Linked DNA regions of Homo sapiens: all the other regions are linked to region 1. The links are chromatin contacts, found by Hi-C or POLR2A ChIA-PET in ENCODE. All regions are on one chromosome and are shown on one strand. The core of a region is the stretch at or near the end of the contact, and the rest is flanking DNA. Distances in the headings are between cores, read along the strand shown.

Region 1 (5,155 bases), core at 1,651-4,150:
ATTAGCCAGGCAAGGTGGCAGGCGCCTGTAATCCCAGTTACTCGGGAGGCTGAGGCAGGAGAATCGCTCGAATCCGGGTGGCATAGGTTACAGTGAACTGAGATCGCACCACAGCACTCCAACCTGGGCGACAGAGTAAGACTCCGTCTCAAAAAAAAAAAAAAAAAGATATCAAGCTACATTAAAATGCTTTGGAACCACAGGTTAACTACAAGGTCCAATTCTCCACTAATTGGGTTGCTTAGACCAAATGGGCAGGACAGTTCTAATCCATCTGCAGGACTAGGAGAGACCTTCTGAGAAGGCAGGGGTAGGCTGAAGGTCAGCATTGCAATCTGATTGTTATGTGACTTGGGAACACTGGTTATTGCCTCCGAGTTCCTCATTTGCAAGATGAAGCCACTAATATACCTACTTCAGAGGTTTACAGGAAGAGTAAATAGGGTAGTGGGTGTAAAATGCTGTCCCTGGTCTACAATAAGTGAGTAAATGCTAGCTTTCCATTTGCCTCTGGATAGAAACCAAAATTAGCCCTACCTTGCATTTCTCCCCACTCCATGCCACTTGTGTCCACAGCCATCTACCTACACTGTGGCATGAGGAAACTCCAAAGCTCTTGACCTTCAATGGCTCCTAACAATCCAAAAGGATCAACCCCCAATTCCCTAAAGTGGCCTCAGTCCCCTTTTGTTGCAGTTTTCTGACCACTCCTTTCCCCTCCTAAACTCTAACCCAGCTTCCAAAGAGCCTATCACTTCCCCAATGGTCCTAGTCATTTCTATCTTCTGAATCTGCACGCAGACTGTAGCCCCTTAGGATTTGTTCCACACCTACATGACATGGGGTTAGTTGCACATAGTTCTAACCTTTCCTCTAAAAGATAAACTTCTTGGAGGTAGAGTATTTTATTCATTATTACATCTGGCATAGCACACAATGCTTCGTGCATGGCAGTAAGAGCTGATATTTACCGAGAGCTGACTACATTCCGAGCACTATTCTAAGTGCCTTACATGAACATATGAGCTCATTTAATTTTCACAACAATTTTGGAATACGCACAATTATTCTCTCCATTTACAGACCAGGAAACTGAGACCCAAAGCATAACCTGTCCAAGGTTATACCACTAGGAAGTGAGAGGGCCTGGGTTCAGATCCAAGCAGCCTAGCTACAGAACCTACGTTCTTAACCACTATGCTACAGTCGATGTTCAATCAATTTAGCTAATTTATGTAAAAGAGCTTCAAAAACTATAAAGGACTATAAGCCACAATAAACCAAAAGTTCAAACAAAATAGGTTTTTGATATCTCTAAGGACGGGGAGACAGTAGTATATGAAGGTTAAGTTTAGAATCAGACCAGAGTTCGAATACCACCAGCTCTATCCCTTTCTATCTGTGGGCAAGCTATTATTCTTTTTCAGCATCTGCAAGATTAAACTACTTGTTAAGATGGTTGTGAGAATTGAGATGACTCAGGTAGAACGAGAACGTGCCTACCACAGAGTATGCGGTCAATAAATTTTGGCTCTAAAACAGAGTCAAATTGTAAAACCAAAGAAATTTTCTTTGCTAAGTTATTAACCAACAATTATAAACAGTATTAAACAATAATCACTTACTGTTTTTTATTGCACTTCAGGCCTGTAAAACAGTCAAATAACATTAATTATCTCTAATAAGAAAAAGGGTCAGAGTTCTGCCTCTGGGCATAAGACTGAAGCAGCAGTTGGAAAGCCTAACTCATTAAAGCAAATGCAAAGGAAACATTAAAAGCACACGTAAGCAGTGGGAAAATTCCCAGTGAAGTGTACTGACAAATACAAGTGTATCCAAATGTGTATGTTCTGAAAAGCATGCTATATAATAGGTCCAAGGGGTGAAGAGCATAGGATGTTAACACAGGGGCTGTTAACAGTTTGTGTGGGTGCACAGATAAGAATTAAGCACAACAAGAGGCTGGTTTCAGCTTAAGTTCATGGAAGAGGGACCGGCACCGGCTCCGGCTCCCCTGGGCGGCGGTGAGTCTATCCACGGAAGATACCCAGGCTCCAGACATGAGATAAGGGGCAGAGGGAACTCTGTCCCTGGCCGGGAAGCCCGAACAACTCCGAAGTCCCTTACTACCTTTGAGCGGGGCCGCGGAAGGAAGGACAGGGAGACACCTGCTCAGAATGAGACTGGGCCTATATTTTAACTATCTTTTTTGGGGGAGGGGGTGTGAAATGTAATCACTCGGGAAAGGTGCGTTAGGGCATCAGGGAGGTGACATCTGTGCAAAATGCATCCAGAGATCCAGAGATCCAGACTCGGTGGCTCTCAGGACGCAACGGCCTGCAAAGGACATCTTGCGGACGCGACCCTCCGACTCCACTCAAGGTACTTGCTCCGCCAAAGCAGCTTCTAGACAGCCCCGACCCCCTTGCCACCAGCTGCCTCCACCAGAGGCCTGAAGGGGGTCGGGGTCATAGACTGCCCGCGGGTAAAGAGTCTGGGGACCCAGGACGTGGAGCGGGGCTCAGGCCGGCGCCCCGAGGCCCGTTAGAAGGCTCTGCCAGCTGCGATTCCAGGGGCCAAGGTCGCCCTGGGCCCCCAGGACGCCAGCCTCGAACGCACTCACCAGCCTGCTGCCGCGCAGCAACCGCACTGCCAGGCCCTCCATCCTCGCCGCAGGCCTCTCCGCTCTGCGCCTCTGGGTCTCTAGCCAGCCCCTGGGAGTTACCCGAGCAAGGCCCCGCCCACTCAGTACCCGCCCCGCACACACCCCCCCTTAATCCCTGCCCCCTGCTGCCTACGGAACCCCAAGAGAGACAAACAGGCCCCTCCTCGCTTTCGCCCTCCATCCTGCTCACGCGAGACTTGAGCAAGGCAGGGGGGCGGGAAGGGAGTCGGAGACACAACAAAGATGGCGGCGGCGACTGTGACGGTGACGAAGACGGCGGCGGCGGCGACGGCATTTAACAAGGCGGTGTGGTTTACTCCATGCAGTTGTCAGGAGGTAAGTAGCAGGCTGCCGGCTCGGACGGCGGCGACGCGGCAGGACAGGGCGGATAAGAAGGAGCGGCCGGAGACTGGAGCTGGGTTCGTGGCGGGCCGGCTGATCCGGACGGAGACTCAGTTCAGTGGAGGGTCGGGCGTGGTCGGTAGGCGGGCAGGTGATGGCCCGGGACCTCTTTAGCCGGAGGGCAGTGGACTGCGGCGCCTATGGCCGCGAGAACCCCGAGGGAGCGGGGTCTCCTGCTGTCATTGCCTTCGAGCAGGAGCTCGGAGGCTCCGGGGCGGGGACTGTTGCTTGGCTCTGACAGGTGGTTCTGCGGGAGGCGTCCCGAGGTTTGCGTCTTCACGGGGTCCCAGGGGCTGGGAGTCAGCCGGGCGCGGGTCTCCTAGGTGTTTCGAATCCTGGCGAGGATGTCGCTCCGAATCTTGGTGAGGCTGCTGCCCCGACGCCGGTCCCAGGCTGATTGTTGGGAGAAGGACGTTTAAAGCCTTCGTATTTTATCTAATGATCCTGCCCGGATCCGTCTCTACTGCATGGGCACCCTTATTTTAGGAACATGTGAGATTTGAGAAAGACATTGTAGCAAATAACTATTCAGGTTCATTCGGGGTTTAGATCTTTGGATAAACTGTGTGGAGCGCGAGTAGCCAAGCCTAGCATGCTCGATGACTGGATCTGAAGCTAAACAAGTTCTAGCAAACACTAACCACGTGGCCTGCTTAGAGTCCCCTTGATGTGCTGGTCAGAACCCGAAAGACGTGTGACAAGCGGAAGAAGACATAAAGGCGTCTTAAATTGTGTGATCTGAGGAAATTCAGTTTTGAAAGAACAGAATGTATTTAAAACAACTTTTTTTTAAACGTAGGAACTAACAATTTTAAAAATTCAATTTAATTTTGATTTATGTCGTGTTGTCACAACAGCTAAAGGTTATTATTATTGATGAGAGTTCGTTACAGTGAATTGAAATGTCTGGTGTTATTTTCCCCTAGCGGTCCAGGATGTTTCCCAGAAAACCGTAGCTGTTTTGTGTTATGATAGGATAAGAAGGATGGGATTCAGATGTGCCCTTATCGGGTGTGCATGTTTTTTTTGTTTTTGTATTTAAAGCCCTTTCCCATTTCCCTACTTAGGACTATGCGTTGTTTTTATGCAACTACAGCTGTTCAGCAGTACTAAGCTTGACCGTTTTGGAAGTGTGCTGTGACTAAATGAAGTTAATCTTAATTTCTTTAAACTGAAGTTTAACTTAAATTTAGACATTAAAAATCTTGCCAAAAACTAATCCACCAGTGAGAAAACGGTAGTCACACCAGTTATTCTTTGGTGATCCTATGGAGCTTTTGCTGAAGTGAAGCTACTGCTTTGTTCTTTGATTAATCTGTCAGTTCGTTTTCTTTTCAGCTAATGTAATGATAAGATTGGCATAAGTTACTAGCTCATTCAACCTGTAGATGCTAATTAAGTTTTTATCTTAAAGGTTTTGATTTGTGGTGTGCTGTTTGTTTTTTATGCAGACCTCTGTATGGCTTTTCAATTTTAGTTGAAATTCTCTCTCCATGGCCTTTTGGAGTCCCTTGCTGTATCTCCGAAGTAAATTTCAATTACTCTACATTTCATCAATGTTGGAGTGGCAAGAAAAAGGAGGAACAGATTTGGGGTGAAAAGGTTAGATTGTATAATTTCTCTTCTGGATTTCTTTCAACATGGTTTTACTTATGTTTTATTTTTATGTTTTGATTTCTGATTTCTCAGAGCCTCATAATTTCTTTTTTTGCCTTCAAGAGTTTTTGACAGTTCTGAAATCAGGAATTGTGTTCCAATTATTTTGGAAGGCCCATGTTACTCCATAGAAACCAATCCTTATTTGTCAACGTTGTCTGTTTATATGTGTTCTATAGCAGAGTAAATCTCAGTGACCATAATTATTAGGCTATGGAGGGTAAACACATCTATTGAACTGTAATCACTTTATGTGTATAGGCCTGCCTTACCCATAAATTATTATGTAAGTAAATTAGTTGCTAATATTGTATTCTTCCTTATGGTTACCTATGAGAAGTAAGACTTCTCATGAATGCTAGGTGAACGAAACATATCCTGCTGTTCCCTAATCATGTTCTCAAAATTCTCCCACAGTTTATAAAAAAGATA
Region 2 (5,155 bases), core at 1,165-3,664, 1.9 Mb before region 1:
CAGATGTCCTATCGAAACAATCCCTAAGAGGGGGGCCTGGGCATGGATATGTTTTGTTTGATTTATTTTTTATTTTTATTTATTTATTTTTTTTTTTTTTTTTGAGACAGAGTCTCACTCCGTCACCCAGGCTGGAGTGCAGTAGCACGAACCTGGCTCACTGCAAGCTCTACCTCCCGGGTTCACGCCATTCTCCTGCCTCAGCCTCCTGAGTAGCTGGGACTACAGGCGCCCGCCACCATGCCCGGCTAATTTTTTTTTGTATTTTTTAGTAGAGACGGGGTTTCACCATATTAGCCAGGATGGTCTTGATCTCCTGACCTCATGATCCACCTGCCTTGGCCTCCCAAAGTGCTGGGATTACAGGCATGAGCCACCGCGCCCGGCCTGTGGATGTGTTTTAAACCCACTCCCCAGGTACCTGAAACGTGCAGCCAGTATTGAGAACTACCGACAAAACAGTCCTCAAACCCCAAAAGATTGCAGATATGGAAATTAATGCCTAAAGATGTTAAGTGACTTAACAAGAGCTAGACCAATTAACTCTGCAATTCGAACAGGAACACATAACTCTTTATTTCTTTTATTTTTTTATTTTTGTGAAAACAAGATCTCACTCTGTTACCCAGGCTGGAGTGCAGTGGTGCAATCATAGCACACTGCAGCCTCAAACTCCTGGGCTCAAGTGATCCTCCCACCTTGGCTTTCCCAGTAGCTAGGACTACAGGCATGCACCACCATACCTGGCTAATTTTTAAATTTTTAGTAGAGACAAAGTCTTTGTTGCCCAGGCTTATCTTGAACTGCTGGATTCAAACGATCCTCCTGCCTCTGCCTCCCAAAATGCTAGGATTACAGGCACATACCACCATGCCCAGCAGAACACAGAACTCTTGATTCCATGGTCAAATGTTCCACTATATTTGAATTAAAAAGATATCATCAATAAATACAGCAGAGGGCATTGTCACAGTTACAGAACGGTGGCTGTTTGGCACACCTACCGAATTGACATTCTACTTATGTTTATCTGGACTCTGAGAAATATTTCATTTGGAAAAAGTATCCACTGTCTTTTTGGGGTTTTTAATTTCCTTTTCTTAGAAACCTTATATTAGGCTGGGTGCAGTGGCTCATGCCTCTAATCCTAGTACTTTGGGAGGCCAAGGCAGGAGAATTGCTTGAGCCTGCGAGGTCCAGGCTGCAGTGAGCCATGATGGCACTACTGCACTACACCCTGGACAACAGAGCAGGACCCTATCTCAAAAAAAAAAAAAACCTTTGTAGTAAAGGGTAGAGACAGTATAGTTTTGTTGATAGTTTGTTCTGGCTTTCATTTCAGTTTTTCCCAAACTAACTGTAGAGTTCATAAATCCATATTGCATTTTTGTGAAAGTTTTGCATGCAAAATTGTGGATCTGTAGTTCCATTAACAGTAGAAAGCCATAAAGAGGTTTTGAGCAGGAAGGTGCCAGTATTGGAGCTGCCCACCTTTACCTGGAATGTCTGTGAGACAAATGAGGGCAGAAGTAGAAACAGGGGCAGAGAAGAGACAAGGACCTAAAACCAAAGTAGCTGTGGGAATGGAAAGGAGGGCCAAGAGTGAAATGGGAGACAGTGCAATGTTCAGAATTTGCCAGTGACTAACTCTGAGGCAGAAGAAAGAATCAAAAGTCAGAGAGTGGGCCAGGAGCAGTGGCTCATGCCTGTAATTCTAGCACTTGGGAAGGCCAAGGTGGAAGATCGCTTGAGGCCAGGAATTCAAGACCAAACTGGGCAACATAATGAGACCCCATTGCTACAAAAAATAATTTTTAACCTGCCAGGCTCAGTGGCTCACACCTGTTGTCCTGGCTACTCAGGAGACTGAGGAGGGAGAATTGCTTGAGCCCAGGAGTTCAAGGCTGCAGTGAGCTATAATCATGCCACTGCACTCCAGCTTGGGCAAGAGAGCAAGATCCTGTCACCAAAAAAAAAAAAAAAAAAAAAGTCCGTGAACTCTGAGTGACGGCAGTATGTGCAACAGTGGGACACGCAAGAGAGGAACTGGGTCAGAGGAGATGTGGACCCTTGAATCAGGAGATCCTGGACTCAGGAGGAAGGGAATGGCTGGTGGGGGAAATGCTGGTCTGAAATGTGTAGGGCAATCCTGGAGATCAACATCAGGGAGCTCTCTATGTAGAATTTAGTATGGAAGCCACAGGAGTGGGGAAGAAAGAACTACCGAAGGAAAAAAAAAGAGGAGTGGTCAGAAAGGTAGGAGATGAAGCTGGTAGTACGGTGTTCTGGAAGCCGAGGGTACAGTGAGCCTGAAGCACATGGTAATAAAAATTGTCAGATGCTACAGATTTCGAGCATTAGAACGGAGGAAAGGCCACTGGATCTGACAAACAAGAGACTCAGTGACCTTCTAGAGAACAGTTCTCAGTAGGATGGTAGGGAGAGAAGCCAAGTTTCAAAAGCTGAAGCCATGTGATTATAAACCACAAGTCCAAGACGTCTGGCAGTGAAAGGAAAGCAGGAGATATAAGACTAGATTAGGGCAGTAACAAAAATAAGGGAAAGGTTTTGTTTTCTTTTAGGTATTTATTTTAAAGAATGGGCATCTCTGAGCACTTTTATAAATGGAGGAGAGATGTAGAGGGGGTAAAAGGACTGAAATCCAGAAGGGAGGTAAAATTCAGAGCACAGTGATTTGTGTTGGCAAGCAAGAAAGCCCTATCTTCCTCAGAAACGAGGAGAGGAAGCTGTGAAAAACAGCTCTAGGGAGGTTTTGGTGGGTGAGACAGAGGTGATGGAGTGGAGTTCAAACCCTTTCTCCTCCTTGGTGAATCAAGCACAGAGTCTCCTGCTGAGGGTTGCTCTGGAAACTGGAGGAGATTCGGGACAATAGTTAGAGGGAAGCAAATCAAGAAGAATGAAAAAAGAAGAGCGACAAGAAACTGCTTTCTCCAAAAAGTCTTGGCAGTCCATAATCAGGCCTAGGACGGAAAGATCAGGCTGAGGCTGTGGAGCCCCCCGCAGAGGTGGACATATGCAGCTAAGGGAAATCGAAGGCGCTCTGCTAAAGGAAATGGTAACGGATCCAGCTTACTCAGGGTCTTTGAGGGATCTGTGCTTTTAAGTAGAAAGTGTTATAAAATGGGTGTTCCCCTCAAAAGAAATGTTAGAAATGTTCAGTTGTTACAAGAACATGTTCTCAGACGCGTTGCAGAAAATGTCATTTGTATAAACTGCAACGTATCTTCCATTCTCTGTGTATGATCAACATGATTCCCAAGTGGAAAAAACATCTTAACAGTAGAAAATGCAATGTAACAGGCTAGGTGCGGTGGCTCACTCCTGTAATCCCAGCATTTTGGGAGGCCCGGGTAGGTGGATCACCTGAGGTTAGGAGTTCGAGACCAGCCTGGTCTACATGGCAAAACCCCATGTCTACTAAAAATACAAAAAATTAGCCAGTCGTGGTGGTGGGTGCCTGTAATCCCAGCTACTCGGGTGACCGAGGCAAGAGAATTGCTTGAACCCGGGAGGCAGACGTTGCAGTGAGCCAAGATCACGCCATTGCACTCCAGCCTGGGCGACAGAGCAAGACTCTGTCTCAAAAAAAAAAAAAAAGGAAGAAAGAAAGGGAGGGAGGGAGGGAGGAAGGAAGGAAGGAAAGAAAGGAAATAAACGTATTTAATAATGTTGCCTAATCTGTATGCATGCAGTACAGGACACAGTTTTGTGGAACATAGTACCATCCTGTGACCTTCCTCTATGTCCACCACAAATCTGCCTGAAAAAAAAAATCTCTCCTGAGAGGACCAGATATGCTTGTGAAGCATCAGAGAAAATACAGCTTGTTTGACATTTCAAAATCCTGGTCTGTGCTAGGACTGGTCTCATCTTGATGGGTATAAATTTGTGCTTATAGGAACACAGTCACTCTATATCCAGACTAAGAAATTTTTGTAGATTTTTCAACTAAGTATCCCTGTAAGCTAGACTTACGGAATTAGGAAAAAAAAATGTTGAAGTTGTATTGAGTCTCTTTTTTTTTTTTTTTTTTTTTTTTTGAGACAGGGTCTCACTCTGTCGTCAAGGCTGTAGTGCAGTGTTGTGATCATAGCTCACCGCAGCCTCAACCTCCCAGGCTCAGCCTCCTGGGTAGCTGGGACTATAGACACGCACCACCACACCTGGCCAATTTTTTTATTTTTTATAGAGTCAGGGTTTCGCCATGTTATCCAGGCTGGTCTCAAACTCCTGGGCTCAAGTGATCCTCCAGTCTCCCAAAGTGTTGGGATTATAGGCGTGAGCCACTAAACCCAGCCAGTACTATGTCTTTTTTTTTTTTTTTTTTTTTTTGAGACGGAGTTTCGCTCTTGTTGCCCAGGCTGGAGTGCAATGGCACAATCTCGGCTCACTGCAACCTCCGCCTCCCGGGTTCAAGCGATTCTCCTCCCTCAGCCTCCCGAGTAGCTGGGATCACAGGCTGGTATTACAGGTGTGAGCCACCGCGCCTGGCTGTTGTATCTTTTTAAGAAGTTTGGAAACATCAAGTATCTGAAACAACTTCGCTTGTGATCTTATCTGGGGAAGTTTTGTAAGAGGCAAAGCTGTGAGCAGAGAGAGCATGAACTTTGGAGTCAAACAGCCCTGAGTTGAAATCCTGCTGTCCTCTCTGAGTGCCAGTGTCCTCAGTGTCCTCATCTGAAAAATTCTGGGTGATATTTCCCTGGCAGTTACTGAGGGTCCAAAGAGACAAGAGCTGAAAGGCCTGGCAATACTCTTAAGTGTTTGATAAATGTTGGTTTCCTCGCTCTGCATTTCATTTAATCCAGGTAACATTTACTGAGGAATGACCCCATATCAGGTACTGTGCTGAGAACAGCAATTCAGAGACAGGTAAGGCTGTATCTACAACAGGGGCCAACAGTCCAGTGGAGGACAATCCCTAACTTAGGGTCTCCATGCCCTGGAGGGGCCCATGAACTTGGATGGAAAGAAAATACATCTTTATTTCTTCTAACTTTTAACTGAAATGCAGTATTTATAACAATTGTCAGTGTAGTCAACATACTATGGTAGTATTAATACATCTATGGCCCTGACACCAGTAGAAATCATAGATTTTTTTAGATCATATTACATTATTGAGTAGGTTACT
Region 3 (5,155 bases), core at 1,185-3,684, 1.7 Mb before region 1:
CCTGAGTAGCTGGGATTACAGGTGTCTGCCACCATGCCTGGCTAATTTTTGTATTTTTAATAGAGATGAGGTTTCACCATGTTGGCCAGGCTAGTCTCAAACTCCTGACCTCAAGTGATCCGCCCGCCTTGACCTCCTAAAGTGCTGGGATTACAGGCGTGAGCCACTGTGCCGGGCCGTCATATATTGGTCTTGATGTAAAAGACTGCAAGTAATCCCTGCATTTTATATTTCCCAGGGTGTTCTCCGGCTTAATCAGGTTAGCGTTGGTTGGTGATAATGGAAAAGTTACAAGTAATAGTTTTTAGATTATTTATGGATTTATTCCTAAATTGGCCTATGAATTTGCATTTAGGTGTCTGGTTGTGTGCAAAATCTGGTTTTGACCATTTTGGATTGAACAAAGATAGACAGTTTAGCTCCATGTCCCCACCCCATTGCAGCTTTTACATAGCTTTAAATCTAGAGTTCTACATTTTTAGCTACTCTTCTGAATTGAGCAGAACTCTAATATAACAACAACCTTTTGGGTAGAATTTTTTCTTAGTAAAGAACTATGGAGCTGAGCACTAAGAAGTGAGGATGTTTTATAATATAGCTGTAGGATTATTATATCATGTGGGAAGAACCTATAGTATGGAAGGTTAAGTGTGACACAGGTCTTAATGTATGCATATCTTTTTAGCCTTTGGAGATACAAATCTAGAAAATGAGAAGTAACTATTTATTGGTTAATAGCATAACTTCTTAAGCAAGTATATTCTAGACAGCCTCAAGAAAGCCTCAGAACCAGAAAAACAGGCTGCTTTAGGTTGGAAAGGAGGTGTTACAGCAGAGGAACTGGCCATGACCACCATCCTTGGAATGTGAAACGCAAATCATCCTGAAAGCAACAAGAATAATGGTTGTAATAATTGTTTCCAGGCCTGGGACCCTGCATCTTGTTTTTTAAGTTGACCTGATGAACTAGTAATTGTAGGAATAAACTGAATGTTTGCCAGCAGGAGTCACTCTAGGCTTCCTAATAAAACGTTAGTAAATTAAACTCTGTCCTTAAAGCTCTGAAAGGCTGAGGTGATTGTGTGATATCAGATGGCTTTAGGGAAACACTGACTCTTTTCGTTAAGCATAGCAGCATTCTTAGATTATTCCTTGGGCCTTCTTTTGTTCACCATCGGTTCTTGGATCTTGTTCCTTTCAAGATTGGTCCTTAATGCATTTTTAAAAAGCAACGTATATGGGTAAGGATATCAATATCTTAGTATGCTGTATTCTGTATGTTAGCTCATTTTGGCTTTCTAGGATGAACTGACTCTATCCCACATCATGTAACTTGAAATGAATAGACTCATATCCTTTCCACTGATTGCTGTCCATTCTAATCATGCAGCAGAACTCAGTGGAGCGAGCTGTAGTGTGAAAGGAGATGTCAGTTCATGCTTTTCTGAAAAGAATGGGTCCGGTGTGATGATATTCTGAAATATTTCAGCAATAGCCATGAAATATAATAGTTTCCCAAGCACACAAAGCTCAAGAAGTTAATTGTTCATTTATGTTTGATACTGGGATTGAAACATTGGATTAAAACCAATTAAATGTTCCTAGAAGCAACAGAAAAAGTTTCCTTATTTATGAATAGAACCATTCAAATGGCGCAGACACAATCCATGTAAAGTAATGAGGTGTTTTGTTTTTTTGGCAAAGGAGAACACAAAACAGGCATAGGGAGTTTTAAAAAAACTTCTCTTTAAAAATCGCTTTTTGGATACAAGGTCAATAAAATAACATACACCAGTAGGAAGGAGTAATGGGAAATCTAGGGCTTCACAAGGAAAACAATCCCCCTCCCCCAGGTGAGCAGCACAATGAAAATACTCTGCTTATTCTATCAGGGTTACATTCCTGAACTTAAGTCAACATCCTAAGTTACAGAACTAAACATGCTCTGCCTCTGCTTAGCAACCACAAATCCTTCCTTCGCCAGTTGCATGTATTTTGGATGTGGCTTCTGAAGTACACAGTCACAGCGCCCCGAGTTAGGAAATTTGCGCTTTATTTTCCCAAAGTGTGACAACACTTTAAGGTCCCCCCTCCCCGACCCCACCCGCCCGCTGTCCTGCACGCCACTGAAGTGATCGTTTCTTTTGAACCTCGGCATCTAACAACCCGGAAGCTGGACGCCTGAAGCCTATGCGGCCCAGCGTTTTCATCCCGGCTCGTGCTGGGGGCGGGGAGAGAAGCCCGTAGGGCCTCTGGCGCGGGGCCCGGGCAGCCGCGGTGGCGCGGCCCAGGCCCGGGGCCACTTCCCGCGTCCCGGGGCCTCGCAGGCGCGAGCGCGGCGAGCGGCGCGCGGCTGAGCCCGCAGGACGCCCTCTAGCCCCGCCGGCGGCGCGCCGCGAGTCCCTCACTCCCCGCCCATCGGCGGCTGCGCGCACTGCACACTCGCCTGCCGCCGCCGCCGCACGCCGCCTGCCTCCTGCACGCCGCCGCCGCGCCTAGCGCCCGGGCCCGCGACACCGCCCGCTAAGCGCCGGGCCGAGTTCACGCAGCCGCGGTCTGGCGGCTCCGCGGCGGCGGCGGGTGCGGGCGGCCTGGCCGGTGCCGGTTAAAGGGACGAGTTGCAAACACTTCAGGAAGTGACAAGTCGATTTCCTCCTCCCCGGGAGTCGCTCGTACAAAGCGCTCGGCGCCGGCAGGCGAGCGTGCGCGCGGCGGACGCGCGGCGGGCACCCCGGACGACTTGGCGAGCGCTGGCGGTGACGGCGCGGGGTCCGCGCCCGGAGCGCCCCGCCGCGCACAGTAAGCGACCCGGGGCCGGGCGGCGGCGGCGGTGGCCGGGGGGCTGGCCCCGAGCGAGGTCCGGGCCGTGTGCGTCCCGGCCGCTGGCTGGAGGGAGCCCGGCTCGCGTGCGCAATGGGCTTGCCTTTTTTTTTTCTTTTTTCCTAATGTTGCTGGTTTCCTTTTTTTCTGCCTTGTTTCGCCTTTGGGTTGGGTCGGGCGGTTTCTCCGGGCGCTCGGTCTCGCCCCTGATGCAGGCGTGAGACTTGTCAGAGCACAGGCATGGGGAAGAACAAGCCTGGCTGCGGCGGAAAAGTCTGCGCTCCCCAGGCCAGGGCGGGCGGGCGCGGGGACTGCTGCGCCCGGGGGTGTCCTCTCCGCGTCTCAACTTGAGCCCTGACTAGCCGCTGCGGAGGAGGCGCGGAGTCTCGGGAGCCGGGCGGCCCCATTCGCCCCGAAGTTCCCGCATCGTTTGCAGACAACTCTTTTGTTCGCGGAAGTTTGCACCCGCCACCCCCGGGGTGCGGGAGCGAGGCGGCGGGCTCCGCTGCTGCTGGACTGTCCGGGGCGGTCAGGATGGGGGTGAGGGGGCATTCTGTCCCGGGCGGGGGAAGCCCGCGGGGAGGCCACCGCTGGGGCTTGCGGAGTGGGGGCGTCCGCGCCGGCGTGGCTTTTGCACATGGCGAGAAGGGCCGTCCGGCACAGGCACACTGGTCGAGTCACATTTTTGCTAGTCTTGGATTTTGCAAGCCCGTGGGAGTCAGGTTCCCCGCTCAGGGTTTCTCTTGGGGCAGAGACGAAAGAAACGAGGACACCCAGAATCCGGGGAGGGTTTGCGGTTTGTGTTGTCCCAAGTGTGTTCTCGCTCCCCCCGCCCCCCCACCTTGTCCCCCAGCCCCCAGCTCTCCACCCCCATTTTCGGACTTGGGGAACAATGCTTGTAGTACGGGCCGGGGCGCCGCAGCAGCGACGAACCGCGCGGACAGGTTTGCCCGGGTCCCTCGCGTTCGGACGCCCCCTGAAGCCGAGCTCCTTCCATCTGACCGCCCGGGCTCATTAACACGTACTGTACTTAGGACGATGGTGAACAAAGAAAAGCTCTTTGCAGCGTTTGATGAATGGGATTCTGCCTCCTATAGGCCACACTCCGAGTCTTCCATACGGTACAATCTCCGGACTCGGTGGTGTTAGGAAAGTGGCCCCCGGAATGGCTTGCATTCCGGGTCTGGGATCCTGGGGTGGGCATTTGTGCCGTCGCCTTCGCCGCCGCGCTCGCCTTGCAGGAGCGGGTGCAGATGGAGCCAGGCTGACGGTTGTTCAACAGGAACAAATGTTTGTTCAATTGTTGGATGGTGGAGAAAAGGGACTGTTTCCTATTGACTGCTGCAGGAGTTGGAATGGCATTGTTTATTGGCCTGGGAAGCCAGGCAAGCGTCTTGTGCTGCTTACAACATATTAGCAGACTTCCAAATGACATGCTAGCATATGTGTTCCCAGCAGTCCCCACCGGCTGGCAGGGAGATTCCTCCTTGCTCCAGATCCTGGACTCGTTTAAAAGATGCCACCTGGTTTGAGGACTTGGGAAGGAATGGAGTCAGCCGACCAGGTGAAACTCACTGTTCCTTATTAGGCCAGGTTTTTGTTTCATTTTAATTTATCTATTTAAGAGTAACTTGTGTCAGTTACAGTTTTGATATTGAATTGCAGGTCTACAGGGTCCCCTCCCCCGCCTCTAGCTGTGGACTACAGAAACAGCTACTTGTCCCAGTTGATAGTCCCATTCAGTGGGAGAAGGTTTGGCTCAGGATTGGTAGCCCTTGACTCTGTGTCTGCACTTGGCTGTCACCCATCATGCGACCTGGGAGTCTGCCGATCCAGCTTCCAGGCGCTTTTTCAGGTTAAAAAGCTAAGGAGAGGCGTGGGGAAGGCCTGTATTTTTTTCTTCCAAACGTTCCTTCAGAGAACGAGGCGATTTAAATTCAAATAATGTTGCCCAACGACTTCCTATTTTCTTCTGAGAAGGTGAGATTCATGTGCAGTCATTTTGATATCAAAGACAAGTTTTTAAATAGAAACTAGCAACCTCACTGCTGCAGAAGTGGACTTGAATGTTCCAGTCTTCTCAGGACAAAGTAGAGAGCATTCCACTGTCTTGGTTCATAATGTTTTAAATCAGTTTCCCTCTTCTCTTTTCAACGTGGGGTATGTTGCACATAGCATTTTGAAAGTACGCAAAGTTCTTTTGGAAAGAGCTTTATGATACCTTATTGTCACCGTGGTGGTTACGCTTAATTGACATTTTATGGGAAGTCCTGGTATTATTTCCTGGGCTCTTTCTGTTTCCATCTTTTAGTCTTTCTCTTTCCCCTTATATATT

What was found. Hi-C counts contacts between places; a loop is a spot of excess contacts on that map. ChIA-PET counts read pairs that join two places held with the same protein, here RNA polymerase II (POLR2A). Pooled maps may share reads with other maps.
Region 2: a map of CD8-positive, alpha-beta T cell shows a loop between it and region 1 (4-fold over the local background). The contact joins the enhancer-like site here to the promoter of IKZF5 in region 1. A Hi-C loop is called at or near these places in 4 of 168 maps with a recorded cell type or tissue (B cell, CD4-positive, alpha-beta T cell, CD8-positive, alpha-beta T cell and 1 more), 4 of 37 single-sample maps with no recorded cell type and 13 of 50 pooled maps. POLR2A ChIA-PET finds 5 or more read pairs at or near these places in 2 of 52 experiments (CD4-positive, alpha-beta T cell and Panc1).
Region 3: a loop to region 1 is called in a pooled map, with 5 times the contacts of the local background. The contact joins the promoter of FAM53B here to the promoter of IKZF5 in region 1. A Hi-C loop is called at or near these places in 7 of 50 pooled maps. POLR2A ChIA-PET finds 5 or more read pairs at or near these places in 2 of 52 experiments (GM12878 and activated B cell).

Annotation. Positions count from the first base shown.
Region 1 is chr10:123,006,540-123,011,694 of GRCh38, reverse strand. IKZF5 (IKAROS family zinc finger 5) reads left to right here and starts at 2,900. Exons shown (of 5, transcript NM_001372123.1): 1 at 2,900-3,001; 2 at 4,519-4,669. ACADSB (acyl-CoA dehydrogenase short/branched chain) reads right to left here and starts at 2,689. Exons shown (of 11, transcript NM_001609.4): 1 at 2,624-2,689. The coding sequence starts at 2,665. RefSeq lists enhancers at 2,784-3,113, 3,394-3,623.
Region 2 is chr10:124,909,176-124,914,330 of GRCh38, reverse strand. No RefSeq gene overlaps it. Among named protein-coding and RNA genes, the nearest start is that of ZRANB1, 30 kb to the left of the region's middle. Within about 2 kb of position 2,414, at least 4 of the 41 ENCODE cell types and tissues checked have a DNase peak (open chromatin) inside an H3K27ac peak, as active enhancers do.
Region 3 is chr10:124,741,657-124,746,811 of GRCh38, reverse strand. It overlaps FAM53B (family with sequence similarity 53 member B), which reads left to right and starts at 2,434. Exons shown (of 5, transcript NM_014661.4): 1 at 2,434-2,799. RefSeq lists silencers at 2,196-2,335, 2,466-2,515, 2,536-2,645, 2,696-2,855, 3,176-3,385 and 1 more.